2 separate regions of the Homo sapiens genome follow, and region 1 is linked to region 2. Evidence: chromatin loops called from intact Hi-C (ENCODE). Cell type or tissue: mammary epithelial cell. All regions are shown on one strand. Each heading gives the region's core, and the rest is flanking DNA. Links, peaks and the distances in the headings are about the cores only. Region 1 overlaps RPS6KA5 (ribosomal protein S6 kinase A5). Region 2 overlaps RPS6KA5 (ribosomal protein S6 kinase A5).

What was found. Peaks named below come from ENCODE experiments on the same cell type or tissue, not always from the same donor. Only the 100,000 strongest peaks of a DNase experiment are listed, where the experiment ranks them.
Region 1: it touches region 2 in a loop (1.9-fold over the local background); 4 of 110 quality-filtered maps call a loop at or near these places.

The regions. Positions count from the first base shown.
Region 1 is chr14:91,030,621-91,046,881 of GRCh38, forward strand. The region is part of intron 1 of RPS6KA5 (ribosomal protein S6 kinase A5); the gene reads right to left. Among named protein-coding and RNA genes, the nearest start is that of RPS6KA5, 22 kb to the right of the region's middle. In mammary epithelial cell, for the core only: no CTCF peak of the experiment used is centred there; a DNase peak (open chromatin) is centred at 7,981.
Region 2 is chr14:90,977,855-90,994,115 of GRCh38, forward strand. RPS6KA5 (ribosomal protein S6 kinase A5) reads right to left here. Exons shown (of 17, transcript NM_004755.4): 3 at 452-670. Among named protein-coding and RNA genes, the nearest start is that of RPS6KA5, 75 kb to the right of the region's middle. RefSeq lists an enhancer at 8,145-8,194. In mammary epithelial cell, for the core only: no CTCF peak of the experiment used is centred there; a DNase peak (open chromatin) is centred at 8,937.

The DNA of each region.
Region 1 (16,261 bases), core at 2,988-10,987, 51 kb after region 2:
AAAAAAAAAAAAAAAAAAAGGAAGTTCAGAAGAAAGAGAGGCAACCCAGGGTACTAGGAAAATAACTTCATAAAAAGTATAATTATCCTTAAGGAGGTATATAGTTCAACCATAAAATAGAAAAAGAGAGCAATTAAGAAGAAATAAAACAAAAAATCAAGCTCTTAGAAAACTTTTAAATCTGTATAGGGGGAGCCTATTAAAGGTCTAGATAATAAAGTTAAAGAAAGAGACCAAATGTAAAGTAAAGATGCAAGGAGATAAACAACAGGAGATTAAAAAAATTTAAAAACACAGAATAATCTTGGAAATCCAGTATCTAAGAGAATTTTAGAAAAAGTGAACAGAAGAACCCAGAGGAGGACTAATTCAAAAAATATCCCCAGAACTAAAGGAGTTTTAATGGGCATACTCAGTGCTTAGCAAATAAATTTTAAAATATAAATGTAAAATTCCAAAATTCCAAACCAGGGATAAAGAGAGGATCCTAAAACCTTCCAGAGATTTTAAAAAATAGGTCACATACAAACCACTGGAAATAAGAATGGTATCAAACTTCTCATCAGCATCATTAGAAGCTAGAAGACAATGGGATAATGCCTTCAAAATCCCAAGTAACAATTCAATCTACAACTTTAAACCAAGCAAACCTGTCACAAATATGAGAACATAATGAAGACATTTTAATATCTGAAAAAGCTTTTCCAAAAAAAAATCTCCTATGCAAGCTTTCTCAGCAATCTACTGGAGGATGCGCCACAGATATAATACTAAAAAAGAGGACAGCCATTGGATCCAGGAAACAGGATTAAGCACATAATTCCCAGGATGATAGTGAAGGAAAATCCCATTATGACAGTTACACAAAGTTGAGAAAGAAACCAATCCAGAATGGAAGAGACGGAACAGAGTTCCACAAAGGACTGTCTTTAAGAAAAAAAGAACTCATGGGTTATCTAACCTATAGAAAATCATAATGAAAAGTATTTTATAAAGCTGTTAAAACATGTAGAAACACTTAGAGACTCAAAGAAAGCTAAGTGAATGAAAAGACTGGGGTAATTTAACTCCAGGAAAAACAACCAAAAAAAACTTATTTAAGGAAGGAAAAAAAACATAAAACACTTGGCCCCACAATGAATATTTATATAGCCATTAAAAACTGAATGTGGATTCAACCAAAATTATAATATAACTTCATTAAGTAGACAGGCAGGGAAATAAAACAGGTCTAAAATTGATGACTCAAGAGTTTTAAAATGCCACTTGAAATTGGTAGAAAATATTAGAAAAGAGTAGAAACTGGGAATAAAATCCCTCTTGTACTATTTGACTAAGTATTTATATGGATCGTTTTAATAAAAATTTTAAAATTAAACAAAGAATATTTATTGAGTACTCTTTGCGGGCGACATTATAGGCAGGTCCACTTAAACACCGTTCTCACCATTCTCAACTACCTTCTCCCCTTGGGAAGCTCAATATCTGATTTCATAGCCTCCCTTGCAGAATGATGACCATGTGATACCATGTGACCAAAAATTCAACATACAGAAAAGTCTAGTAAAGAGGATTTCAAAACCTACATTAGAAACTGTTTTCCTCTTCTCCCATATTCTTTTGTGAATGTGAATAATCAATGAGGGCAAAAGCTAAAACACATTTAAGCCTGCCAGAGCAGAAAGAGTCTAGATTCTTAGGGGCTTGGGCTTCCTGGCTCCAGACTCCCTGTTATGCAAGGATTTTAAAAATCCTTTTTAGTTAAGCCACTGTAGTTGAGTTTTCTTACTTGCAGCTAAACACGCACAGTTACTATGACAGACACTGGGAAACAAAGATGATGAAACAGTTCCTCCCCACAAAGCACACTATCTGCTAGAGTGAACGGAATCAATTAAAAAAAAACTATAATACCTAACTATGCACTACAGCCAAAATGTGGTGCTGCATGAATTCCAAAGAGGCAGGGGCAACACATCTAGTTGGAACATCAGAGATAGCTTCATGCTTGACGGCTATGGGTCCTGAAGAACTGAGTGAGTTTTAACAGGAATATATAGTCCACATCAAAGAAACAACATAAGCAAACATGCACGGGAAAGACAGAACACTTTCAAGAAAAGCAAGACTTCTGAGTTGCCAAAGAACTGCTACACAGAATTCATAGAAAAAAAAAAAGAAAAACATACAACAGAAAAATAGGAAAAAGACATAAGCACTTCACAAAAGAAATCTAAACAGCCAATAAACATATGAAAAATGGTCAACCTTGGCTGGGCGAGGTGGCTCACACCTGTAATCCCAGTACTTTGGGAGGCTGAGGTGGGCAGATCGAGGTCAGGAGATCGAGACCAGGAGATTGAGACCATCCTGGCTAATACGGTGAAACTCCGTCTCTACTAAAAATACAAAAACAATTAGCTGGACGTGGTGGTGGGCATCTGTAGACCCAGCTACTCGGGAGGCTGAGGCAGGAGAATGGCATGAACCTGGGAGGTGGAGCTTGCAGTGAGCCGACATTGGGGCGCCACTGCACTCCAGCCTGGCAGACAGAGTGAGACTCTGTCTCAAAAAAAAAAAAGAAAAAAGAAAAATGTTCAACCTCACTAATAATAAGGAAAATGTAAATTTAAAATCACAATAAGATGACAGTAAGATTCATCCCTATCAGATTGGAAAAGATTTTTTTTAACGTGACAATAGAAACTGTTGGGCCGGGCACTGTGGCTCACACCTGGCTCAGGCCGAGGTGGGCAGATCACTTGAGGTCAGGAGTTCAAGACCAGCCTGGCCAACATGGCAAAACCCTGCCTCTACTAAAAATACAAAAAATTAGCTGGGTGTGGTGGTGCATGCCTGTAATCCCAGCTACTCGGGAGGCTGAGGCAGGAGAATCACTTGAAACCGGGAGGCAGAGTTTGCAATGAGCCGAGATCACGCCACTGCACTCCAGCCTGGGCAACAGAGCAAGACTCTGTCTCAAAAATAAAATAAAAATAAAAACTGTTGGACAGAATGAAGAACAACCAGATTACTTACACAGTACTGTTAAGAGTATAAATTAATAAAACTATTTTGAGATAAAATCAGAATTATCTAGTACAGGTGAAGATGTGTATACCTCCATGACCACTAGAGTATTTAACTTGTAGGCATGTATCTGAGAGAAACTCTTATACATTTGTACCAGGAGAGATGAAACAAAAAACGTTTACAGCAATATTGTTTTTAATAGGGAAAAAGAAAACTCAAATGTTCATTGACAGTAAAGTAGATAAATTATAGTCTTCATACACATAAGTTTAAATCTATGAAAATGAATACAATACACCTAACACACAACAATGTAGATAAATCCAAGAACATAAGGCTATGCTGTATGCAGCATAAAGAATTCTTTTTAGGCCAGGCGCAGTGGTTCATGCCTGTATTCTCAACACTTTTGAGAGGCTGAGGCAGGCAAATCACCTGAGCCACAGCATTAGAGACCAGCCTGGGCAACACAGCAAAACCCTTACATAAAAATACAAAAAAATTTGCTGGGCATGGTGATATACACCTGTAGTCCCAGCTACTTGGGAGGCTGAGGCAAGAGAATAGCTTGAACCCGGGAGGCAGAGGTTGCAGTGAGCCAGGATCACACCATTGCACTCCAGCCTGGGAGACAGAAGTAAAAACCCTGTCTCAAAAAAAAAAAAAAAAGATAAATTTGATCCCAAAATATTCATATTATTCATAGCTGTCTGAGGTGATGAGAGGTGAAGCCAGCTGGACTTCCTGGGTCGAGTGGGGTCTAGCTAGAGGATTATAAACGCACCAATCAGTGCTCTGTGTCTAGCTAAAGGACTGTAAATGCACCAATCAACACTCTGTAAAAACGCACCAATCAGCGCTCTGTGTCTAGCTAAAGGATTGTAAACGCACCAATCAGCACTCTGTAAAATGGACCAATCGGTACTCTGTAAAATGGACCAATCAGCATGACATGGGCAGCAACAAATAAGGGAATAAAAGCCAGCCACCCCAGCCAGCAGCAGCAACCTGCTCGGGTCCCCTTTCACGCTGTGGAAGCCTTGTTCTTTCACTCTTCACAATAAATCTTGCTGCGGTGCACTCTTTGGGTATGCACCACCTTTAAGAGGTGTAACACTCACCACGAGGTGCATGGCTTCATTCTTGAAGTCAGCGAGACCAAGAACCCACCAGCAGGAATAAATTTCGGACACAGTGACATTCATTAAGTGTTCCTCTATTCTGCTTTAAGTCAATCCATTTAGTGGGCACATAGTATGTACCACAAAAAAGAAAAAAAAAACAGTTTGCTGGTTTAGAGGTGTTCACAATTTGATGGGGGGAGGGGAGACAAATATATAATTACAATGCAATATAACAAATGTAATTAGGGAGAGGTAAGGTAGTTAGAACACAAGGAAACAGAATATCTGAGCATGGAAACTGGAAAGCTATATGGAAAGACTTCAAAGGAAAGATGATAATTTGAGCTAAGCCTTTAAAAGTACACAGAAACTTCTGGATGTGGGCATCAATGAAGTCTGCCTGATTTCACATCTCCCCACTCACCCTTAAAAAAAAAAAAAGACCATAAAACCAACAAGTAAAACTGCATATGAACCACGCTGTACTAGTACTAGGAGACAGAGTATTACAACCTTCAAATTACCTGTCATAGAAAAATAGACCAAATTCCAACAGAGCTGCTGCTACAGCAAGACTAAGGAAGGGAGGCTTATGGGACACTAAAAATGAGTAGGGGGGCATGGACTTAGACAAAGCAAGACAAAATCATCCCCCAGAAAGAGTCCAGCCATAAAAGCCAAAATATTATACATAAGTCAGGACGTGGGTGCTTTAAAGCACCAGCCAGGAAACAGGTGTGATGGTTAGCCTTGGAGAAGCACAGCTTGTGAGGGCAAACCAGATAGAAGGGTAGGTACATTTGGAAACACTGCAGTAAAGGGAAAGAAAGAAACAAGAGGAAAAACAGAAAGGATCCAACAGAAATGAAGGAGAAACAAGATATACCAAACCCATCTCCTCCCCCAACATCATCTATAAAAGCTACTGCACAGGAGGGGGCTATGGAATGTTTTAAGTAGAAAATGAAGAGATATACCCAAAAAAGCCAAACAGAGACACAGAAAACTGTTTAAAAAGAAAATCAGAAGATGCTAATCAAAGCATTTCAGCTGATGAAACCCTCACCTTCAAAAAAAAAAAAAAAAAAAAAAAAAAAAAAAAAACCCCAAAGCTGAAGAATATGGTAATACAACACTCCAAACTGAATTAGGTATCTTCAAGCAAGCACTTAGGGTATGAAAAAAAAAAAATCCTGAAGCAGAAATACAAAAACTAAGAACAGAAATGAGCAAACAAACAAAAAAGAAAGAAACGAAATGAGTTGACAGGACTCAAAAAAGAAACAGAAAAGAGTACACAGACATTTTCAAAATAGACTGTGGGGGGTGCAACTCCCCACAGTGAAGCACAGGAAAAGGAAAAGAATTTATTGACAAATGGATGGGCATGTGCATGGCCCAACTTGTATACTGGTGAACTATAACCAACCTGTATGGACAGTTAAGAAGCTCCAGACCACTGAGGACTTGGAAAGACAAGCTAACTAAGGCCTACTGATTTCATCTTCAAAGGTCGGAAGACAGTATAATGAAGGAAGAAGAGAGTATGTTTTGATTCAGTTGAACTCAGTTTAGAACTAAACTCTACCATTTACTAAAGCTGTGCTGATCAAGTATTTTTACCACTCTAAGTCCTTTATTTGTAACAGGATGGATGGATGGGTGGGTGGGTGGATGAATAGGCAGATTAGCTAGGAAGGCAGGTAGACAAACAGATCCATGCACACAAATAACAAATGTACTTGTATGAGCCTGGGTTCTTCCCCAAAGCAGCACATCAGAAAAGGACATTTACATGCAGATAATTTAGCTGGAAGGTGAAGTAAAGGACCAAGGAACATGAAACTGGAAAGGAGCATATGCCAATAAAAAGCTACCTTTATCGAGGTCACTGCTGTGGGTAACTGGAGCTCAATTTTGCCAGGATTCCCTAAGGAACCATTAGAGTGCTCTCAGAATTGTCAATTGTCTGTGCAAGGACAAGGAAAAGAATTTCTCTACTGGCTCCTGCCCCCTCTAGTTCAGGGTTGCCCAAGGGGAGCATTAACTTCCTAGCACTTCCAGGCTGCACATGCCTGTATGCTCTCTCACCTGTACCTTCTGCTGGGTGGACAGTGGAGACGCCTTGGAGCAGAAAGGAAAAGATGCACAGTGAGCATGCTCAAGACAAGACACTGTTGGGATAACATGAGTCAAAGCTTGCATGAGGGAGTTTGAAGATGACGTCAAATGGTGCTTAAGAGAGAGCTAACAGAATACAGCTTGAATCCCCTCCTGCCTTTGGTCACTGAGTCTTCAAGGAGAAACTACTACCTAATGGGGACAGGAAAGAACTTATCTTGAACTCAAGGGATATAGTGGAATGTTTTTTATTGCTTCCATGCCTGCTGAATAATTCTAAACAGGCACTGGAAGCAACCACAGCCCAACAACAGCAAGGCAAGAGAAGATCCCCCAGAGATGAAGGTCTGAATCATACAAGTCAACTAACATCCTAGTTGGCTGTCATCTTTCTTGCCCCATGACCTATCCTAGTCACTGCCCCAAATCTCTGTGGATAAAGACACCCTGAATGCCACTGTGGCCCATTATGGTAATTACATCCACCCTAGCCCTAATGGTATCACCATCTGGCCTATGCCATTCCAAAATCCTATCATTGCTATGGATACTAGGGAACATAGCTCCATGGAAGCATCTCCTATCAACTCCAGCCTGTGTCCCCTCACCAGTGCATTCTTAATTACCTTGGTGAATGAAGTGTTTTCTTTGGACCTTCCTAAGAAGTATGGTCAGATAGTGTGTTCTCCAGTCTCATATAGTAAATCCATTCTAAAACTCTCTCTTCTCTGTGAGTTCTGATCTCAATATACTCTGCCAAAGAAGTTCTTGCATATTTATCTAATGTACTATAGGTCATACTCATGTCCAAGCTTCAAGAAACCATCCCACCAGTGTATCCTAGGACCAAGTTATTAGGATGTCAAATCCTGAGTTACGAATAGCGTTCCCATGTTAATAAATTCTCCCTTATTCATCCTTATTATTCCGCCAGCCCACTCCAGGCAAGACCTGCAAGATCCACCTCCCTAAATGTTCCTTCTGTTCCTACTGGTACATATTAGCCAGGTCCTGGGATTACGTGCTTGAGTATTTACTCCCAGAATAAGAAAAACATCCCTGATTAGGCTATGCTGAGATTGTGTCTAGCTATTGTTCTGGAGGAAATAGGGGTGAGAGATGGGACAGAGCTTAAGGAGAACAAGTATCACCTTGTAAGAAATCCATCTCTATGTGATCTCTGCCTGGTTTCCAAACAAGGAAAAGTTATTCTCTCTAACAAGGTGTTGATCCTGCCTATCCAGAGGACTCAGGAAAATTAAGGAGTTCAAGATTCTCAGGTCATCCACTTAGAAGTCTCCTTCTGAGATTTCATCAGGGTCCTACTCTTCCCATGTTAGGGTCAGACTTTGGCCCTGAACACCTGTCAAGGGTGTATGAGAGGTAGGACCACTATGAATTATACAATAAGAGACTTATATAGGAGTTTGGCCTCACACAGGTGTGGGAGTTGGTTAAAGAGTCTGTATAAGACTGCTTCCACATCTGGAGTTGTAAAGGAAAGAGTAATACAAAATAGAAAAAAGTAAGAATAGACTGGAATCCCAAAGACAATCTGGAACCCATGAGGACAAACAAGAGTCCATGTCTGTCTCTCACCACCTTCAGGCTTCCAAACTCAATGATTCAGATAACCTGCAGAAAAGCTGTACACACTGGCCCAGAATTGCCAGAAGCTGATGGCAGTGATGCAACAAGAGCTGAAGGAGCCGCAGACCTGGCTACTGCTCCAAACCAACAATATGACACAGCAGCTTAGCAATCATGTGTGGGAGTTACAACAGTGCCTAGTACCAGCACCAATCTTTAGCCATAAAATATATCCAGCTGCTGCTGCTTCACTTCTGTCTTCCAAATCTCACTCAAAATGTCTCATGGCCAGTGCTAATCTAGAGCCTAGAAGGGAGTTCTGGGAAACATAATTCCAGTTTAGCCCAGTTGACACAGTACAAACCCACCACAGAAGGTATACAGCTCTTTCACCCTTATGATTAAATCTTCAGCCTGATTTTTGGCATAATCTGTCCTATAGTCACAAGCAATGGGGATCTTTCCAAATGCTGCCATAGGCCCTCTTTTCACAGTGTACCCTGCATTGATAACTGGCTGATCTCTTGTCCTCAAGATTTCAAAAGCTAAAAGAGGTCCATTAACTCCAAATCCTTATTGATTTCCACCATCCCCATACCATTCAAGTCCTAGAGCTATCAATTAACCCAACTCTTCACCTTCCATTCAATTCTAGTCCCAATCCCCTGAAGGTAAGAGTCTTATTAACTGTGCTGTGATGCATGCAGGGGGCTATTAGTACCCACTACCACCAGCAATGGGGTCCTTGTTGCAGTCTCACCAGTAAGTCATCCACTCTGAGATCCCAGTGGATATTGTCAATTTCTAGAACCATGGTAGATAATAAATGTCTTAGCCTGGATTCATGAAAGCGATTTGGAAGGTAATCCCAATCAGAAGTGAGGAGGAATTGAGAGTGAAATCGAGAATAAAGAAAAACCAATACAAAAATGCATTACCAACTCAATCTGATCTGGATCTTTTGAGGAACATATGGAATGCCCCTCAGAATTTTCTACTCTCAGATCAATACAAATAAGCATTTATTTTCAGCTCTCATACTCCATTAGTTGAAGGTTGCCCCAGTGGGACATCAAGGTCCTTATGTTTCTGAGATGCACATTTATGCTTCCTGAGCCAGTTCCCACCAGAGAACTAAGCCTTGGAGGAGTCAAAAGCCTGGGACGGAAAGTAAACAATGTGCAGCAATATGTGCTTAAAACCAGGTGCCATCACCTTGAAGTGAGCTGAAGCCCAAACAGAACTGTTTGTCACAGCCCACAGCCACAGCTTGACTCCAGAGTAAGGCAGATAGAAGGATGAGGTTGCGCACCACAGGTGTCAAATACAGTACCCATCACATAGGTGTGCTGTGAAAATTAAGTAAGATAGGCAAAATCTTGGAAGAGGCCTGACACATAAAGCTAAATAAATGATAGCTATTATCATTAGATTAGACACTGAACTTAGACTATGGTAATGGCAATGATGAGCAAGAAACAAATAAAGGAGGTATTAATATTTCAGAGTTATAACTGACACAACTAGGAGAGTAAGTTGGTGGGTGGGGAGAATGTGAGAGAGAGGAAGAAGTCTGGATGTTTCTAACTAGAGTCCTGGCAGAATAGTGAATGGCATGCCACTAAATAAAACATGGGGCCAGGTGAGGTGGCTCACGCCTGTAATCCCAACACTTTGGGAGGCTGAGGCGGGCAGATCACTTGAGGTCGAGAGTTTGAGACCAGCCTAGAACCAATATGGAGAAACCCCATCTTTACTAAAAATACAAAAATTAGTGGGTGTGGTGGCGCATGCCTGTAATCCCAGCTACTTGGGAGGCTGAGGCCGGAGAATCGCTTGAACCCGAGAGGTGGAGGTTCCAGTGAGCCGAGATCATGCCACTGCACTCCAGCCTGGGCAACAAGAGCGAAAGTCCGCCTCTTAAATTAAATTAAATTGAATTAAATTAAAAAATAAAACATGGAAAGCTGGAAGAAAAAGTATTATTAACCTCAGAGTCTAAGGTGCCTGTGGACTATCCAAATGTTTTGTGTTTAGTGGGCTGCTAGAAGTGATAAGAAACTCAAGAAAGGGTCTTGAAAACCTGAAAGAGATGTAGGCTGAAAATAGGGCCTGGATACTAGTTCAAGCAATGATAACATTTGCTTTCCCAGGAAGAATGCATACAGTTACAAGAAAACAGGGCTGACAATGGAGTACCAATATTTAAGGCACAAGCAGAGATAGCAGCTAATGTAAGGAGATGAGGCAGTCACCGATTGAGAAGAACCAGGTAGAAGAGCACAGTTTGTCACTGGGCAAGGGGAGGAAAGTACCAATATCCAAGCACTGAGTGCTCTACAGAAATTAGGTTAGATTCAAACTGAGACATTTCCACCAGATTAGGAACAGGGAGACATTAGTAACTTTAGTGAAAGCAGTTTCAGTGGAGTGCTTGAGATGGAAGCTTGATCTTCCAGCAGATCCAGTGAATGGGGCATAAAGAAGTAGAAACAGCTGGTATCAACTGCTCTTGCAAAAACTAGTGGAAGGAGGGATAATAGAAATAACTAGAGGGCGACAGAGAATTTTTTTTTTCTTTTTTCTTTTTACAAAAAGACTCAAATGTGTTTGTGGGAAGGAGAACCTGAGGATCAGGAAAAGGGGAGAACAACATGGAGTAAAGTCTCTGAGGAAGCAGAAGATTTCAAAAACAGGTGCAAAGCACAATCTGACTCAATCATCCTTATTTAATAGGCTTGGATTCGCTTTCAATATGCCAACTAGGAAATATGTATTTAGTCTCTCATTTACTGGGACAACAACTTTTTTTCATTTCCCTTGTCTTTTTTACTCAACATCACAAAACATAAGCTTCTTAGACTAATTTAGCTTCAGTCAAAAGGTGACAATTGTATGCAGAGAGAAAAAAATCTTTTTCTGCTATTTGAGATTATTTTTTTCTTTTTGTCAGGCGGAAATAAATTATTTATAAAGCAATTTACCAGATAAGCTCTAATTTAGTGGTTGCCCAGTATAGTATTGACAACACATACATAACTCTGAAATCTAAAATCTTTAACTCCTGTCTACAGGGTCCAATTAGCCCAAGTCTAGGGCATACATAAGAACTTAAAAATAAGCTAAATAGCTAGCACATTCAAGTCCTTTTAACTGCCAGGTGCTAAGCTATTCTGAAGCTGTTTAGATTTGTGGTTGGGCCTCAAACCGTGTCTCTGGACAGCATTCTGCTGGAGGCAGAACCAAGTTATATTTAATATCTGTGTACTTTAAAACAATGCTGCCCACTTTGCTCTTATTGTCAGGTCACTTACCTTGAAGACTTACTGTACTTCTGGTGTATAAAACGGCAGTGTTTACATATCCAACCGATTTTGGAATTACATGATTGAGCCAGTATGAAAGCTGAGTCAATAAGAAAACAAATGCTTATAAAGCAGTAACAAACAGGCTTTTTTTTCCCAATACATGTACCAAATAAATTTAACTTAGAAGAACTAAACTAAATATAAAACACTTCAAAAAGGAGAAAGAGAACATTAAGCTTACTAAGAATTCTGGCATGATCCAGAGAACACGTTCAGGGAAATGACCTCTGTGGAAAGTACAGAAGCATTTCAATGGTTATGCCTGAAAACCTCTTTCAGTAAGTTGTTCTATAACATTCTATAAACTTTCATCTTATAGCATATACATTTTGTGTCAACTTTCTGTGTTTTTCCATATCTAAGAATTTTTTTGGCTGGGCACAGTGGCTCACACCTGTTATCCCAGCACTTTGGGAGGCCGAGGTGGGTGGATCACGAGGTCAGGAGTTCAAGACCAGCCTGGCCAGATGCTGAAACCTCTTTTCTACTAAAAATACAAAAAAAAATTAGCTGGGCTTGGTGGCACGCGCCTGTAATCCCAGCTATTCCGGAGGCTGAGGCAGAGAATTTCTTAAACCTGGGAGGCAGAGGTTGCAGTGAGCTGAGATCGCACCACCGCACTCCAGCCTGGGCACAGAGTGAGACTCCATCTCAAAAAAAAGAATTTTTTTGAAGACCAGAATCACAATTTTTAAAAAACAATGATGCTATTTTTCTCTTTTTGGATAAAGAATTGCCTTTTCTTCATAATTTGAGAAGAAAAAGAATCATGCTCGAAACTCAAAACTCCCATATCTTCCTGCCACCAAATCTGCAAATGGACCTGTATCCTCTACCTCTTCCTTCCCATTAAATAATAAAAGCAAGTCTTTTATCGGACCTCCTAACCCCCCAGGTGCACAACATCCCATCCCCCTTCTCAGGACCATGACACCATCGTCTATCCCATCTTGTACAGTTTTAATAGCTATGAAACTGTAGTACTAGGCTAGGTCCAGCCTAGTAATACTTAAGCACGCTCTACCATCACTCATCTTAAAACAAGGACACAACAAATAAACCCTTCCTGAACCCCATATAGCTCTCTGGCTAAGTCCCTCTCTTTAATATCCTCCAGAACCAAGTCTCTCAAAAGTTATCTTCACCTGCATTCACTCCTCAATCCATTCCAATCCGGCTTCTCCCACCAAATCTCCACCAAAATTGTTCTTGATGAGGCCATTAGGTAGTCAGTCAAATTGATCCCCTGCCACCCCCTAAAGCATCTTTTCTCCTTAGCTTCCAAACACCACAACTTTCCTAGGTTTTCTCCTGGTTTTTCTTCTGGCTGTTCCTCCTCTGTATCATTTCTTAGCAACTCTTTTTCTATCGATTCCTTTAATTTTGGGAGTTTTTCAGGACTCAATTCTGAGTCTTCTTCCTCTCCACTCTAAAATCTCTCCTAAGATGATCTAACCTACTACCTTGGCTTTAAATGTCATCTAATGGTCAATGATGCTAGGATTTTAATCTGCAACCCAGACCTCTTTTACAAGCTCCTGACCCATATCCTACTGATCCCACTAAGCACAGTGCTTTAGATGGGCCTTGTGGCCAAACTGCTTCAGTTTCACAACCGATTCTTCTACTTACTTCTTGAGTAACCCTGAACAAGCCGGTGAGCACACTAAGACTCAGTTTTCCTATACGTAGATTGGAAGAAGAATAATAATAATTCTCACTTCACTGGGTTGCTGTTTAGGTTAAATGAGTTGATGAAAGCACCTACTATCTAGCACATTATCTATGATTACTTATACCATAGATGTCCATCAGAATATGTCAAAGGCATCTCAAACTTACTTTGATAGGTACAAAACTGGATCCTATCTTTTCTGCCCACCCCGATACGCATTTCCCCTGGTTCACTATCTTCTGTGACTTCTAAGGAGGAATTCTTAGATGACCCCAATGACCCTAGCCTTTGTATAATCTCCTCCCCTTGAGTGAGTGAATATCACGAAATCACACACTTGTGATAAAGGGATTTTGCAGATGTAATTATGGTCCTAAATCAACTGACCTTACGATAAGAAAATTATCCAAGTAGGCAGGACGCAGTGGCTCACGCCTGTAATACCAGCACTTTTGGCGGCCAAGGAGGGTGGATCACCTGAGGTCAGGAGTTCAAGATCAGCCTGGCCAATATGGTGAAACCCTATCTCTACTAAAAATACAAAAATTAGCTGGGCATGGTGGTGGGCACTTGTAATCCCAGCTACTTGGGAGGCTCAGGCAGGAGAATCGCTTGAACCCAGGAGGTGGAGGCTGCAGTGAGTCGAGATCGCGCCATTGCACTCTGGCCTGGGCAACAAGAGTAAAACGAAAGAGAGAAAGAGATGGGGGAGAGAGGGGGAGAGAGAGAGGGAGAGAGAGAGAAAGAAAGAGAGAGAGAGAGAAAGAGAGAGAAAGAGAGAGAGAGAAAGAGAGAGAGAAAGATAGACAAAGAAAGAAAGAAAGAAAGAAAGAGAAAGAAAGAAGGAAAGAAAGAAAGAAGGAAAGAAAGAAAGAAAGAAAGAAAGAAAGAAAGAAAGAAAGAAAGAAAGAAAGAAAATTACCCAAGTAGGCCTAACCTAATTACATGAGTCCCTTTAAATCCGTACCTAGAGGTCAGACAGAAGGGGGTTTAGAAGTCAGAAAGTTAAAGTATGGAAAGGATTTGACACACTTTTACTGGATTAAAGATTGAAGACCCAGGCTGGGTGCGGTGGCTCACGCCTGTAATTCCAGCACTTTTGGAGGCCGAGGCGGGTGAATCACGAGGTCAGCAGTTCGAACCAGCCTGGCCAACATGGTGAAACCCCGTCTGTACTAAAACTATAAAAATTAGCCAGGTGTGGTGGCAGGCACCTGTAATCCCAGCTACTCGGGAAGCTGAGGCAGGAGAATCGCTTGAACTCAGGAGGCAGAGGTTGCAGTGAGCCGAGACCGCACCATTGCACTCCAGCCTGGGCAACAGAGCGAGACGTGTCAAAAAAAAAAAAAAGAAAAAAAAAGGTGGAAGAGACAAATGAGAAGAATGAAGATAACCCCCAGCTAACAGCCAGCAAGGAAACTGGAACCTTGGGGAACAAATACAGGAACTGAATTCTACCAACAAAAATGAGTTTGGAAGTAGATTTTTACCCACAGCCTCCAGACAAGAACTCAGTCTGGCTAACACAATAATTTAGGTCTCATAAGGATTTATAATCTACTAAACTGAGAGCTAATAAATGGATGCTATTACAAGCCACTACATTTGTGGTAATTTGTTATGCAGCAATAGAAAATAATTACATCATTTCAATAAACAGCATCTTCAAACACACATTTGTTCCAGCCACAAAACCCCATGTCAATACAATACCAAGTTCTGCTGATTCTTTTTTTTTTTTTTTTTTGAGATGGAGTCTTGCTCAGTCACCCAGGCTGGAGTGCAATCAACGGCGTGATCTTGGCTCACTGCAACCTCTGTGTCCCAGGTTCAAGCAATTCTCCCACTCAGCCTCCTGAGTAACTGGGATTACAGGCACCTGCCATCATGCCTGGCTAATTTTTGTATTTTTAGTAGAGATGGGGTTTCGCCGTGTTGGCCAGGCTGGTCTCGAATCTCTGACCTCAGGTGATCTGCCTGCCTTGGCCTCCCAAAGTGCTGGGATTGCAGGCATGAGCCACCGCGCCTGGCCTTTGCTGATTCTTATTTCCTAAGTGAATCTCAAACACATTCACAATTGTTAATCTCAATTGTTACCTATTCTAAACCTTTATATTCCATTTGAATTTCCACAGTAGTTTCCTACCTGGTTTCCCTTCATATAATCTCTATACCCACTCTCCTCACAGAAATAGGAGTCATCTTGTTACAAAGCAAAACTAATCTCATCATTCTTCAACTGGAAATCTTTCAATGGCTTCACATGACACTCAATGTCTAAACTCTAGAAACCCCTGCATGAAATGGCCCTGGCTCCCTTCTCAGCCCCATTTCCTGTGACTCTCCTGCTTGAATGTCACACTCAAGCCAGACACCTTCCTTCCAGTAACTCCAGTGTGCCAAGCCATTTCCCATTGTGTTGGAAGACCATCTGTGTTGCTTCCTTTGATAGAAAGGCTTTGTTTCCCCGCTCTTCACCCCACAACAACCAGGGCCTCAGCTTCAACACGACTGCTTCCCAGAAGCTTGCCATCATCCCTTTTGGGTTCTCTCACAGAACTGTGTATTTCTTAACTGAGTTCATCATAATCGCAATCATAGGGTTAGTTATTTAGTGATTATGTATTTAAGGTCTCTCTCTTAGGTATTATACAATAAGCGTGGCAGCCAGGTCTAATATGCTCCCTACTAAAACCCAGCATCTAGTGCAGTGCCAGACACACAGTAGGAATTCAATAAACCCTTATGGGTGAATAAAACTGGCTGTTTTGCCCAACTTATACAAGACAAAATTAGGTCAAAGTTATGAGTTTGATTTGCATATGGCCCCATTATGTTTGTTCTATTTTAGCCCTAATTATGATGCTTCAATACACACAAGTAACATTAGTATAAAGGTAAAAAACATAGGTAAAATCATGGGAGTGGGCTAGTGCAAATCTACCGCTAAGACTCTGTTCATGCTGTCTTCATGCAGCATCATATTTAGATAGAAAGTGTGACACTATCCTTATTACACATCTTAAATATTTCCTTTAAAAAAATACATAATCTCACTTCAGATTATTATGATGTGATTAGAGGACAGAGTGCTTCAGTTGACTGAATTTTCCAGGTAATGATGGAGAATTCTACTTATATAGAAAACCGCATCGTACAAAGACAGACCTGTGTATGATTCTCCACCCTTTTACCTCTAGCATTCTTTTAAGTATGCCCCCATTTTATTGTTTATCATTACGTATTTTCTAAAATTAAAAGTGCTTCTAATTAATCAGAGACCTTACTACTTCTCTTTTTCAAAGAAATATAAAAATAGCATGAACACCATATGACAAAGATTTTATTTA
Region 2 (16,261 bases), core at 5,008-13,007:
GAGCAGGCTGGCCAATATGGCAAAACCCCATCTCTACTTAAAATACAAAAATTAGCTGGGCATGGTGGTGCATGCCTGTAGTCCCAGCTACTCAGGAGGCTGATGAAGGAGAATCACCTGAACCTGGGAGGCGGAGGTTGCAATGAGCTGAGATTGTGCCACTGCACTCCAGCCTGGGTGACAGAGCCAGACTCTGCCTCAAAAAAAGAAAAGAAAAAAAGACTAAGAAAAGAGTGTGGAATAGAAGGAGGTAAATTCTTCCATAATGGCATAATGGGAGGCCTCAAATCCAGAGCAATGCATGATATTCCAGGAGATGCCACCACAAAGAATGAGAATCAAAATATTTCACTTCTTCTAAGTCCATAGTATCTTGCCCTTTAAGTACATTATAACTTAAGACCCAAAGAAAAGTGTTTTCATAAAAAGTCTGATAACAACTGACACTTACCTAAAATGAGATGAAGTTTGGTTTCTGTCTGGAAAGCATAATGTAATGTTACCAAAAATGGCGACTGCCTAATGTGTTCCAGGACTTGTCGTTCTGTCCTTGTATGCTCTGTGGTTTTGGCCTTTTGAACGATTGTTGCCTTTTTCAAAACTTTCATGGCATACAGCTTTCCAGTATCATGGCCACTTATTTTACGAACTAGAAATACTTTTCCATAAGCTGAAAATGAAAAGAAAAAATAAAAAGAATTAAAATGCTACACAGGCAAAATGGTAATTTAGTGCAACTAAATTTATTTAATGCACAAAAAATACACTCTTTAAAGGAAAAAGTACCCTTGGTACCAGTTCAAATAGTTATTTGATAGATTTCTTCAATTTTATACCAAATATATTTCTAGGTCTAACCCTTAATGTTTACATATCTAACCACTGATGACAAAATTATGCTTTTACTCTTTTACTGTTATTCTCTCCGCAATATTTTTAGCTGTAGAAAACTAGCTGTTATTACGGTCAACTAACCACAATCCAATTCTGGAACAACCAGGACATTTTAGACATCAGATAAAACTTCTAGATATATATATATTTATTACTGATGTAGACAAATGAAGGCAGTTCTTAATAAGAATTTCATATATATATAAATCAAATGCCTCAATTATTCCTCTATACTTATAAAAAAAAGCCTAAAGCAACATAAGCTGACATTATATGAACAAAAGAGATCTTCAGACTTAAAACATGAAAAGATCCTAAACTGCATACAATACGACAGAAGCCCTTTTGTATCTCTGGGCAGTAATTTACAGCTTACTAGGTCAACCTTGCCACACTTTTCATAATAAGGACTCTGTTGGGCATGATCCTACGTGTGGTGCCCCTCCTCCAGGTGGAGGAATTGGGGCCATGTGGGCACTGTGCCTGTGGGCAGAGCAGGTCCTCTGCATTTATTTTCTTAGAGAAGTGGGCTAAGGCAGGAAGAAGTGGAAGGAAGAGGGAGGAAGAAGGGAAGACAAAAAAACAAAAACACTTTGGGAATGAAAAGGTGAGTCCCCCACTTCATCCCTACAAGGTGTCAATCCTCTACAGTTAATCTGTTTAAAAAGGCAAATGCTTTCTGGGATGTTTAAGTCCAGTCTCTCTGTTAAATGCTTTAATCAGACCATTATTGAGTTAGTTTGAATTCTGGCCCAGATCAATATTCACACTCTATGGCATTTACCACCTAATTCTATTGTAATCCACCCACTAGAAGAAGGGAGCTTTAAGGGAAGGGCTCTTGTACTCCGTATGTTATTCAGTTCAGTACTCTGGGAACTGGATTAGTACCAACACACAATGTGCAAGAGATCAGTGAAAGACTAATAATCCTGAGAAGGAGCGCCAACATTTATTAAGGACTTGCCGATGCCCGGCTCTGCACTAAACATATCGATTCACTTAATCCTCAAAACAGCCAGTGAAGCTGGTGCTTTTAGCAATTCTACTTCACCCATGAGGAAATGTGTTCAGAATAGTTACAGAACTGGCCCAAAGACTGAGGCAAGAAGCAGCAGAACTGATTCAAATGCAAGGAGTGTGACTCCAGGGACCACACTCTGAACCATAAATGAACAAAAAAGTGATTCCTCACAAGCGCTAGTAATCAGACATTCTGGATCTTAATATAACCAGTACTGTAAACGTACTGAACACATTCCAGGGCACAGAAAAAGTTCACAAAGGTTTGTGTATTAGCTCATCGGAAATCCAATAATTATAGGTTGAGACCTCAGTAAGGCAGAAGTGAATCAACAAGATGAAATGACAACTTTTGGAACCTAACAAATTAGGGTATACAAATAAAAAAATGTTTATCTATTCAGAAGCAACAAAATGAAGCTAGAAAATATTATGCACTACACCTTCCAACAGGGAAAGCCACTATATAAACTCAGGAGAAGGTAAAGTCTTCCACAAGCAGCCCTGAAACTTCTGTGTTCCTTACATACACATGGCACTTACTCTAAATTCTTGTTATCCCAGGTTCCTAACTCCAGAGCACTATGGTTTTTAGAAATTAGGGAATCCATCTATGCTCTCAAAACCAGGAATTCTTTCCACAAGATCACCAAACATGGCTGTTCAGCTTCTTCCTAGTACATCTGTCCGCAACATAGGTGTTGACCATGTGACACACAGGCTGCTGGGTGTTCGAACCTAACATCTGAGTACTTGTCAGGCACTTATGATATAAACTCATTCGATTCTTACAACATTCCTATAAGGAGGTGAGAACTATTATCTCCATTTTATAAATGAAGAAACTGAAGTATAGAAGAGTTGGGTCACTTGTCCTAGATCACACTTGCCATTCAGTCTGACTCCTGGGCCAGTCTTACCTGTGGTCTACCTGCTTCACTTAAGTGAATGACCTCATAGGCAAATAAATAGGGAACCAGAGATTAAATAGAAGTCACAATGCAAGTTAGGTGTTTTAACAGTGAATGGACCCAGTGCTCCCTCTTCCAAGAGGAGGAAGTTTTGCAAAACGGCCCATTTTATTGATGGGAGGCTCTGTTTGAAAATCTTCCTTATATTGCCAGGCGTGGTGGCTCAGGCCTGTAATCCCAGCACTTTGGGAGGCTGAGGCAGGTGGATCACCTGAGGTCAGGAGTTTGAGACCAGCCTGATCAACATGGAGAAACCCTGTCTCTACTGAAAACACAAAATTAGCCGAGCATGGTGGCCTATGCCTGTAATCCCAGCTCCTCGGGAGGCTGAGGCAGGAGAATTGCTTGAACCTGGGAGATGGAGGTTGCAGTGAGCCGAGAGCGTGCCATCGCACTGCAGCCTGGGCAACAAGAGTGAAACTTAGTCTGAAAGAAAATCTTCTTTATATTGACTGGAAGCAGGCCATTTTATAATTTTCATTTGTCCTTCTATATCCTCTGGACTTAAAAAAGAGTATCACTCTTCTTCTATAAGATAATCTTTTAAATATTTAAAAGCACTATCATGTAATCTCCATACTCTTTCCTCCTTAAACCAATCTCAAAGTAAGATGACTCCGAGACCTCTCACCACTAGGAGGTCCCACTGATATGTTGTGTGGGGTTGTAAATATTTTTTTCTTTGATTTCTTTCTGTTACTTTAAAAACTATTGTATTTCACTCAAAATATGCATGAAGTAGCATAGGATGTCAATATATATGATCAAATAATATAAAATCATCCTGATTGCTATGTTACAATCTATATGGTCAAATAATACGCAATCATCCTTGCCATGTGATAACATCAAGAAGTTTCCCAATAATATGAATTAAAGACCACGTACTCTGCCAACGCAATTGTGTTCATCTATCAGACAATGTCAGGGAAAAACTATAATGAAGCTCACAAATATTTTGTTTTTACTTTTATAATTGCCATGATTAACATTTAAGCTACAATGCTTCACCACATGGTAAGTGCCAGTGGATGCTTATTACCAACATTCAAGGAGTGCCTTACGACATTCCAAACAATAAGTATTTCAGATAACGATCTTACTTCTAAGAAGGCTGTGTAACTAAAACATAGTTGCCTCCAAACAGTTTTGTTTTTGAAGCACCCATAAAGCTGTTTATCACATTGCCAAATGGGAAGAAAACACATTCCATACTGGAGAGAACTTAAAGAAGCCACCTTACCTGGTTAAGCTGGTTTATAGCTCAGAGCAGAGAAAGAAAGTAAAGTAGTCCTTCTGTTGAATAATGCTATCTATTCCAGACCACCTTTTTGTTCTCCAATATTTTAAGAGCGGCCATTGAAACTGGAACTGGTGGCAATATTCTTTTCTTTTAGTTTGCAACTGGATGAATGACTGCCTGCAAGTGCAGCCAACTCCTGCCTTTCATTCACTATGTGTGCCCTGACATTATTAGAGTAATCTTATTTTTAAAGTAATTTTAAGAAACTGCAAAGACTACCACAGTGAAAATTCCTTTGGCAAAAAAAAAAAAAAGATAAACAAAATAGGGACTGGGTTCAGTGGCTCATGCCTGTAATGCCAATACTTTGGGGGTCTGAGATAGAAGGATCACTTGAGGCTAGAAGTTTGAGACAGCAGTGAGCCATGATTGCACCACTGCACTACAGCCTGTGTGACAGAGCATGATCCTGTCTCCAAAGGAAGAAAAAAAAGATAAAACAATAGTACTTCCTGCTTGGATGGAGCTGCTTAAAGAAACTACCTTCATGCCTTACTAGGTATGACTCTCTAATTTCTGCATCAACATGCAATGGCATCAAATGCTCAATTAGCAATCCTCACAGAAGTCGTGTCTACCGCTGTTAATCTTATCAACTACATCAGAGCCAAGGTCTTTTCAAGATACTCTGTTAAGAAATATAAGCAAGGGGGCCGGGCGCAGTGGCTCACGCCTCTAATCCCAGCACTTTGGGAGGCCGGAGCGGGCGGATCACCTGAGGTCAGGAATTCGAGATCAGCCTCACCAACATGGTGAAACCCCGTCTCTACTAAAAATACAAAAGTTGGCCAGGCGCGGTGGTTCACGCCTGTAATCCCAGCACTTTGGGAGGCCGAGGCGGGCAGATCATGAGGTCAGGAGATGGAGACCATCCTGGCTAACACAGTGAAACCCCATCTCTACTAAAAATACAAAAAATTAGGCAGGGGTCGTGGTGGGCACCTGTGGTCCCAGCTGCTCGGGAGGCTGACGCAGGAGGATGGCATGAACCCAGGAGGTGGAGCTTGCAGTGAGCCAAGATCGTGCCACTGCACTCCGGCCTGGGCAACAGAGCGAGATTCCATCTCAAAAAAAAAAAAAAATTAGCTGGGCGTGGTGGCGGGTGCCTGGAATCCCAGCTACACAGGAGGCTAAGGCAGGAGAATCGCTTTAACCCAGGAGGCAAAGGTTGCAGTTAGCCAAGGTCGCGCCATTTCACTCCAGCCTGGGGGACAGAGCAGGACTCCATCTCAAAAAAAAAAAAAAAAGAAAGAAAGAAAAAAATATGAGCAAAGTATGGGCACAGTGGCTCATGTTAAAATCTCAGAAATTTGAGAAGCAGAGGCAGGCAAATCACTTGAGCCCAGGAGTTTAAGACAAACCTAGGCAACATAGGGAGACCCCGTCTCTACAAAGAACACAAAAATTATGTGGGTGTGGTGGGGCATGCCTGTGGTCCCAGCTACTTAGGAGGCTTAAGTGGGAGAATTGCTGGAACCCAGGAGGCAGAAGTTGCAGAGAGCTGAGATCGTGCCACTTGCACTCCAGCCTGGGCAACAGGGCAAAACTCTGTCTCAGGGGGAGAAAGAAGAAAGAAGAGAGAGAGAAAGAAAAGGAGAAAGAAAAAGAAAAAGGAAGAAGGAAAGAAAAGGGAAGGGAAGGGGAGGGGAAAGGGGCATCGGGAAAGGGGAATGGGGAAATGAAAAGCAAAAGAGAACATGAAGTTCTAAACACACTTTCTTTCTTTCCTTTCTTTCTTTCTTTCTCTCTCTCTCTCTCTCTCTCTCTCTCTGTCTCTCTCTCTCTCTCTCTCTCTTTCTTTTTTTCTTTCTTTCTTTCTGACCAAGTCTTGCTCTGTCGCCCAGACCGGAGTGCAGTGGCATGATCTTGGCTCACTGCAACCTCTCCCTTTTGGGTTCAAGCGATTCTCCCATCCCAGCCTCCGGATTAGCTGGGACTACAGGTGCCCACGACCACACCCAGCTAATTTTTGTATTTTTAGTAGAGATGGGGGTTTCACCATGTTGGCCAGGCTGGTCTCGAACTCCTGACCTCCGGTGATCCACCCGCCTTGGCTTCCCAAAGTGCTGGGATTACAGGCGTGAGCCACCACACTCGGCCTGAGATCATGAAGTTCACTGGTATTCCAGAGGACTAGTCCTGCAGTGTTTGACTGAACTTGAGGTAGAGGTTCTACTTTTTGAGACTGAGGGAAAGTACATTCTAAGAACAAATGACAGGAAGGATTACTTACTGATTTAGCTTGGCTGATATTTGAGACCAAATGAATGACGTAAATCTTTCAATTCATGGCCCTACAGACACCATTTTGAATGCTGCTGAAAACCTATGTGCTCTTTTAGCTAAACAGCCATTTCAGAAGAGAGAACTGGATCAACTATGTAAATTTTTCCAAAGCTGGATATACATTTCTATAGGTTGGAAGAACACTGCAGACATCTTATGAAGGTCGCTTCTGTTCAAACTGAAATGTGGATTTATAATTCTATTCTACCTGATGTAGACAGCAAAACGTTGACAATCTTTGCTGATAATGATTTCAGTGGCTTGACGATAAGAAATAATATATACTGAACCAAAGGAAGTGTCATAGAAAAATTTCTGGTTCCTTGGAGTAGGTTTCTTTTCAGCTTGCTTTTCCAAATGTGTGGCTCTTATTCCATTTGCCACAATTATTGTGAACCAGGTTTTAAGCACTTATGGCTATAATAAAGAAAAGTTAAAAATGACTGACAGTTTTAAAACAAGAAGACATCCATGCTGCCATGTCAGAAACCACTGCACAATTCCAACTTATTTTTTAAGCCAAGCCAAAGCAGTCTTCTTGAGCATAAACTTATCTTTCATTTTATTTGCAAAATTTGAATTTATTAAACATGTTCATAAGTAGCCTTTAATCTTTTTTTTTTTTTGAGACGGAGTTTTGCTCCTGTTGCCCAGGCTGGAGTGCAATGGCACGATCTTGGCTCACCACAACCTCCACCTTCTGGGTTCAAGCAATTCTCCTACCTCAGCTTCCCAAGTAGCTGGGATTACAACGCATGCGCCACCACGCCCATCTAATTTTTTGTATTTTTAGTAGAAATGGGGTTTTTCCATGTTAGTCAGGCTGGTCTCGAACTACCTACCTCAGGTGATCTGCCCACCTCGGCCTCCCAAAGTGCTGGGATTACAGGTGTGAGCCACTGCGCCCGGCCGCCTTTAATTTTTACATTAAAATGGTATGAGGTTAATTTGTTAGAAAATATTTTTAATTTGTAAAAACAATCAATTTAAAATGTAACATAATTAAATGCATGCAAAATTTTGTGTGTGTACACGTTTACATGCATTATTCTGAAGGGGCAACCACGAGCCAGGAATAAGAGCCATTGTTCAGAGGCCCCTGCTTTACGTCCTTCCTTGTTGTGCTCAACTTGGACATGCTGTTCTCACTAGGACCTGAATGGCTCAACCAAGGTGAGAGCAATGTTTTCTTTCACTCAAACTTTTGTTAATGCAGCTTAAAATTATACCTTGAATAGAATGTTTACTAGCCATGCTGCACTTTGGGTTCATAACAAACTTATTAACTATTGAACTTGAACTACCACTTAAAAAATACAGTAGAAATGCTCTTAAGTGACTTATACTTAGCCAGCTCCTAAGACCAACTTAGTCTTATACTCCCCTTTCCCTCTGAAAACACCCACTGCACACTGACAATCTATGACTAGTTTACATGTGTATTTCTGCACCCATGCAGTTCCATGCCAGTCACTGATACTTGTTGCTTTGCCTATTTCTACTTGTTGTATCTGTTATTCTTATTATGTAAATTCATTAAATATTACATGAACCACTGAAATGTGCATGCCAAAGAGAAAAATGAGGATGAATGCTTTGAAAGGACTAGATAAAAGCAAAACACTTTAAAGAAAGGAACTGCTGAAAAATTAGGTGTGAGTGAAACAACTATAAAAGGCTAGGGGGAGTATTCAGACTACTTAAAATCTGGCTAGTTCTCACTCTAAAGAACCTGAAACTGTTATTTTTAGATGATGGATTCAACCGTGGTTTATGCAAAATAAACTGTTTATTAACCTACATTCAGAGTCCTGTGCTTACATCCAAAGATTCACAAGTGAAGTACTCTTATACATTTTAAGTAAAAAATGTTCAAAAAATATATAATGATTTTTAAATGATTCACACTTGAACCAACTTTTTAAAATTACCTACACATACCAACTGTGTCATACGAGAGAATTTCTACTAACTGAAGAATCATATTAATCACTCCTAAAATTAATCTTTCCAGATTACTGGAATCTTGTGAAATGGTGACTTGGTCATCCACCACACTAGCTATGCCTCCAGGTGTGCTTATTTCAATCTGGTAAACATGATTACCAGAGCATCTTACTAAAAAAAAAAAATACGTTAAAATAAGAATCAAAAGAAGACTAAGATGCATATTCATAAATAATTCTCTATTTATATCTCAAAAGACAAGCTGTTTGCCTAACTAAATAGTGATGTCTTAACTGCTGGAGTTAATGACCACCTGTAGTGGGTGCTGATGGTGTTCTGCCAGGTCCCCTTTACAGGCCGGTGCATCTATTCTCCAGCTGCTGTGAGTGTTGGCTGCTGGAGAAAGGCCTCAGGTAGACAGGGGCCACCACACCTGGAAGGTTACATGCCATCATTCTCTACTCCACCCTCACTCAAGCAGCCTGCAGCCAATGACTAACACAGGTATGAAAGGCCTGCCTCTTTGCTCTTGCTCCAAAACTTCCCATGAGTCCAGGCTGAATCCAGACCACTGCTTAGACCACATGCCTGTTTAGGCTAGTCTCCTGACCACCCTCCTTCCCTCACTCTTGTTCTCCTGAGAGTGCTCCTGCAGTAAATCACATAAATCCAAATCCATGTCCCGGGATCTGCTTCTAGCTAACATGACCTAACATAGTATCAATAATAAATAAAATTGTATTTACACTAGAGAGACAATGTCATTTGACACCTTCATATGGAATCATCTTTTTATTATGGCATAAAACATCACAAACATTTAACCTCTAAGACTTACATAAACATTGTAGGCTTACACTGAAGCATAAGGTATAGTGGGTATACACATACACAAATGCAAAATTATAAATTTTTTGAATGACAATTTTGACAATTTAATGAATACATGCTTTTAAAGGTATTATTTTAATACGGATACTTTCCAAACACTTAAAAGAATAAAATGACAAATGATGACTAAGTCATCATACTTTTTAAAACACTCTTTTAAATGACTCAACCAAAGTATTTTTCCCTCTATCATGTCATCAAAAAGTAGCAATGTCTTTAAGTTGCCTAGTGCAATTTACAGCATCCTCTAGTAACAAATTACCCATGAGAAACAAGTATGTCTCATTTAATAAATGAAATGTGTTACTCTAAATCTGTAGTAAAAAAAAGATTGGAGGGAAAAAAAGCTATCTTATCAGGAATATTCATAGAGTCTGGGACCAATGAGTAAAGAAATATCACAAATTACATTTCAAGATGGCACTGAAGGCTGGGGAAAGCAGCCCAAAGACCGCCTCAACTGGAAAAACAGTATTTCCACAGAGCAAACTTACAAGATCTGCTGTTGATTAGATGACAGCAGCAGCAGCCACAACAACAACAACAACAACAACAACAAAGGATATCCACATAAGGAAAAAGTGAACTTCTTAAAGAGGACACCAGGGACCAAGGTAGACACAAATGGTTACTGCTCATTAGACACTATCATAAGCAAGGCCCTCTGAATTTCTATACTTTGCCAGCACTCACTCCAAGGTTTCATAAACTCACAAATAACTCTGCATTACATGAAGACCAGCTCCATACTATTCCATTTACAAGGTTCTATGTTGTATGGTGTGTGTGTGTGTATAACATATACATACTTAATACTCACTACTCTTATCTCCAGCACCCAGAACAGTGTCTGCCTCTTGGTAAATACAAATGAATGAATGAATCCCAAGACCAACGGGAATGAACTGAAAGGTTTTAAATTGAGAAGCGACATAATCAAATTTGCCCATCAGAAAAATCATTCTGGCTCTAGAATGGAAATAAATGCATCAGCAAGGCCTGAAACCAGGAAGACCTTTGGTGGTTGTTATTTCTCTATTTACTGCAGGACACATTTTAGGCTTTACAAAAAATACTCATTAAGAAATGACATTCACTTATGTATAAAGCTAAGCTGAAAGCTTGGTAATGTATTACATCAGCTCTTTTAGAAGCTGAACTACATTCCCTTTCAGCTTCCCCAATAATAGCTAAAACTGAAAAACAAAATAGCTAAAACTTACATAGCATTTATTATGTGTCAGGCAATCAAAACATTTTATTACTCATATCATGTATATCTTAGGAGAGGAATGTTAACCTATACTACACTAAGATGGTTCAGAATCTAAGATGCTTGAATACATTTGTTTGATACAAATAAGAGGCTGGGCATGGTGGCTCACACCTGTAATCCCAGCACTTTGGGAGGCCGAGGCGGGTGCATCACCTGAGGTCAGGTGAGACCAGCCTGGCCAACTTGGTGAAACGCCGTCTCTACTAAAAATACAAAAATTAGCCAGGCATGGTGGCGGGCGTCTGTAATCCTAGCTACTCAGGAGGCTGAGGCAGGAGCATTGCTTGAATCCGGGAGGCGGAGGTTGCAGTGAGCTGAGATCATGCCACTGCACTCCAGTCTGTGCAACAGAGCAAGACTCCATCTCAAAAAAATAAATAAATAAATAAATAACAAAGAAATATAATCTTTCCATTTGACATGTTATGCTTAAGGTAACATACAAATCAACTTCTTGTAAATGCTAACAAAATTGCAATTAGCAACATCTCATTTATGAGGTATTTTCTCACTTGTTAAATTTTTATTAAAAATATCACTTTAGTTGAAATTACTCCCAGAGATGCTAATAAAGTAAGTGACTATATAAAATAATAAATAAATAATCTCTTCTTATGAGTAAGTCCTAAATAATTTTGTTTTTTCAATTTAGGTTACAGCTTTACAATGGAGTTCCCTGTTCAATAACCATAACCCATGGTTATCTAGTAATTGGCAATTCATATCCATTATCTCATTAAACTTATAACAACATTGTGAGATAGGTATTATTATAATAACTTATGCCAAAGGGACTTGGGCTCACAGAGTTCATATGATTAACTCAAGAAACTCAAGTAAACAACAAGAGTGTCAAGATGCAAACTTGAGTCTTCTACGTCATCCTCGATACTCAAGTACTCTACAACCGTGTGAAAGCACCAAAACCAGAAGAGTGAATCAACTTGGCTGCATCCTTTACTCTTACATGGCAAAATTTTTCTTTTTTCCTTTTTGTCATGGTAAGACAAGACATCAGCTCTTCAAAGTACATGACCATTTATGATAAAAAAAGAAAATTCAGAGAATACTAAAGTCTTTAGCTGAGACCTTCATGCTGCACTTCATTATTAGAATTACTGATAATGCACACCCACAGGTACATTTAAACATTTTCTTCTCCCATACTTGGACAGATATCTCAAAGAAGGCAAAATGGTCAAAAGGAAGGCAGCAGAGAGATTAAAAAAGAAATAAAAATATAATCATTATTCCCCAAAATAACCCAAAATTTCATCATCAAACAAATTCTAAAAGATGAGCCAAAGATATTTCCTGGGCTTTTGGGTATCAATCTGAAGAATAATGCTAAAGACAACAGCATAAATGACATACTTGATAGACTATTATTATACTTCACACAATGCTGGATTATGGGCAGGTAGGGGGACAGGGCAACAGGGTTGGAAAAATATACAGGGATGATCGTAAGAGCTTACAATCCAGAGGAAAGATTGCAGATGTGAAGGAAAATTCAGAGAACAAGTCAGTGCTATGCTCTCTATGGAGGGCTCTCAGTGCAACAATTCAGAGAATAAAGCAATTTGGGCAGGATTTGGACAGGTGGAAAAAAAGATGAGCACTACCAATGGGGGGACAAGATAAGGCAGGGCATCAGAGGGTGGAAAAGTACACATAATTGTAGGCAAGTGAAGGAAAATAAAGTGGACTAGAAAGTAGGCGGACAAATCAACAAGCAAAAAACAAACGATCCCATTAAAAAATGGGCAAAGGATATGAATAGATCCTTCTCAAAAGAAAACATACACATTGCCAACAAGCATATGAAAAAATGTTCAACATCACTAATCATCAGAGAAACGCAAATAAAAACCACAATGAGATACCATCTCACACCAGTCAGAAGGGCTATTATTCAAAAGCCAAAAAATAACAGATACTGGTGAGGTTGTGGAGAAAACAAAATGTTTATACACTGCTAGTGGGAATGTAAATTACATCAGCCACTGTGGAAAGCAGTTGAAATTTTTCAAAGAACTTAAAACAGAAATACCACTCAACCCAGAAATCCCATTACTGGGTATATACACAAAGGAATATAAATCATTCTACCAAAAAGACATATGTACTCATATGTTCATTGCATGTTCACTGCAGCACTATTCAAAATAGCAAAGACATGGAATCAACCTAGACGCCCATCAATGGTGGACTGGATAAAGAAAATATGGTACATGTACACCACAGAATACTATGCAGCCATTTTAAAAAATGAAATCATGTCCTTTGCAGCAACACGGATACAGCTGGAGACCATTTTCCTAAGCAAACTGATGTAGGAAAAGAAAATGATCTCACTTATAAGTGGGAGCTAAATATTGAGTACACATGGAAATAAAAATGGAAAGAATAGATACTAGGGCCTACTTGAGGGGAGAGGGTAGGAGAAGGGTGATGGTTGAAAAACTACATATAGGGTACTATGCTCACTACCTAGGTGACAAAATCATTTTTACACCAAACACCAGCGACAGGCAATTTATTCAGGTAACAAACCTGAACATGTACCCCCAAACCTAAAATAAAAGTTGGGGAAAAAAATAGAAAGTAGGCAGAATATCAGGGTAAGCTGGGCGAAAAAAGACAGGGGAAACTGAAAGCAAGGCAAGAATTTGGGCTTGAATAGTTAAATGGGAAAAAATGCAGTATATGTTCTTAAATAGAAAAACTGCACGAAAATGTTGTATTTTAGCAAGACTGTATATTACGTATAACAGCATATGATATTAAAATGCACAAATGGAAGAGAGCCTACAGAAAGGCAGACAGGTTAAGACACCCCTTGAAAGAATCCATGCATAAGGTAAAATGAGTGATGGCACTTTCCGTTCTTAGGCCCAGAAAAGGTAAATCCAAGGATCACTTTAAGGGGAAAATTATAGGACTTTGTGAGAAAATAGAAGTAAAGAGGCTGGGCTGGGCGCAGCAGCTGATACCTGTAATCCCAACACTTTGGAAGGCCGAGGCAGGTGGGTCACTTGAGGTCAGGAGTTTGAGACCAGCCTGGCTAACATGGTGAAACCCTGTCTCTACTAAAAATACAAAAATTATCCGGGCATGGTGGTGCACATTTGTAATCCCAGTTACTCGGGAGGCTGAGGCAGGAAAATAGCTTGAACTTGGGAGGCAGAGGTTGCAGTGAGCTGAGATCACACCACTGAACTTCAGCCTGGGTGACAGAGTGAGACTCCATCTCAAAAAAAAAAAAAAAAAAAGAAGAGAGATAAAGAGGTCAAAATAGATAGAGAAGAATCCAAAAAGAATCCAAAATTATTTAAAAGTTTCTAGCTCAGAAAACTGATCAAGGTTAGTGATAGGCCAAAGGAAACCAGATAGTTCAAGAGAAGCAAGTCAATCTGAGTAAAAAAGAGTTTTATGCATATTAGATGTATTTAAGTGTCAAAAAGTAAATCTTTGATATTCAAATATTCCACAGTCTTCAAGATATTTGATGAATAGCATTTTTTTCTAGTTTAAATATATAGAAATTAATTCATCAGAAGAGTTTTCAGTTTCATTTCCAAAGAAAACCTTACATGACACATGAAGACATCTGATGAGTCTTTCCTATTATTCTAAGTAGTGCTGAAAAAAATTTATCTTAAAAAGGTAATGAAACTGAAAGATTAGTGGTAAAATTTTTGAATAAAAATTGAGATTTTATTATATTCATTATAAAAGCTTCCACCTACTCCATTTAGTCATCAAAACTGTGATTTTTTAAAGGCAGATATACTTACAATGACATTTCTTAGTTATCCCATCTTCTCATAAGAGACTACACTGTCAGCTGGCAAAAAGGAAAAGCAGTCTCCATGGCTGACAACTGATCCATTATAAAACAGTGCACACACACAAAATGGAAATACAAAGGTAAAACATTACAGGTAAACTGTTTCCTTACCTTTACAGAATTGTCTTCAAGGCCTGTAACCAAACTACTCAGTGCAGATGTATAATAGATAATGAGTCAAAGTATTCAATGTGTTGAAAGAAAATACACACAAGGTTTGACTATATAAATTTGATATTAAAAATTTCACATATATAAAATGGGCTGATAATCTGCCTTCTTTATACTGTCCTAGTGTGTTTTTTGGAATCAAGGTTACACTGGACTCATACAATGAGTTGGAGGAAATAATCCCCCTTTTCCTGTTTTCTGAAAGAGTTTGTGGAAGATCAGAATTATCTATGCCTTGAATGTGTGGCAGAACTCATTCTTAAAACTGTACTGAGTGTCTTCCCAGCAAGAGGATTTTTGCTTACTGACCAATCTCTTTAACAGTTATAGGACTATGTAGGTTTCTCACACCTTTTTTCAATCAGTTTGGTAATTTACACATTTCAAGATTACTGTGCATGTTAAACTTTGAGGAACATTACTTCAGGAAACTAACTCCTGTCACCTCCCAAATTAAATGCTATTTTGTCCAATTTTTCAGTTTTCTTTTTTCAACTCCACAAATGAGACATCGTGACGAGAGCTTTACACAGTCAGTATGCTTTAGACTGTTTGTTCAGTAATTCTTTTTGCATCTCGGAAAATTCTCCAGGGATTATTTTCCTTCTTCCTAAAACTACTTCTTTTAAAATTCTCATAGGGGACCTATTGGTAGAAAACTCACTCAGCTTTTGTATGTTTGAAAATGTTGGCTGGGCGTGGTGGCTCACACCTGTAATCCCAACACTTTGGGAGGCCGAGGTGGGCAGATCATGAGGTCAGGAGTTCGAGATCGGCCTGGCTAATATGGTGAAACCCCATCTCTACTAAAAATACAAAAATTAGCCAGCCATGGTGGCATGAGCCTGTAGTCCCAGCTACTCAGGGGGCTGAGGCAGGAGAATCACTTGAACCCAGGAGGCGGAGGTTACAGTGAGCTAAGATCGTGCCACTGCACTCCAGCCTGGGTGACAGAGCAAGACTCCGTCTCAAAAAAAACAACAAGACAGAGCAAGACTCCGTCTCAAAAAGAACAACAACAACAACAAGTGTCTTTTTGCCACACTTAGGGAAAACAGTTTTGCTGAGTATACAAGTGTAGATTAACAGTTATTTTCTCTGGGCATTTTGAAGATATTATTCCACTTTACATGGCTTCCAGGGTTGCTGTTGTAAAGTCCACTGTTAAACTAATTGTTGTTCCTTTATAAATAAGTCTTTTCTCTTTGACTGCTTTTCAGGTATTTCTCTGTCTCATGTTCATCAGTTTCTCTCTGATGTATCTACATAAGAATTTCTTTATACTTGTATGCAAGTACTTGTATTTGCTCTCTGCAAATTCACGTTTAATCCTGTAAACTCCCAGCTATTATTTCTTTGAACAGTGCCTCTACTCATTCTATAAGCTCCTTCTGAAAGTCTGATTAGAAAAATGTTGTATCTTCTCTATCTATTCTCTATTTTTTTTTTTTTGAGACAACCCAGGCTGGAGTGTAGTGATGTGATCATAACTCACCGTGGCCTTAACCTCCCAGGCTCAGACAACCCTCTCACCTCAGCCTCCTGAATGGCTAGGACTACAGTCATGCATGCACCACCATGCCCAGCTAAGTTAGTTTGTTTTTCTAGAGGCAGGGTCTCACTATGTTGCCCAGACAGATGGGGAT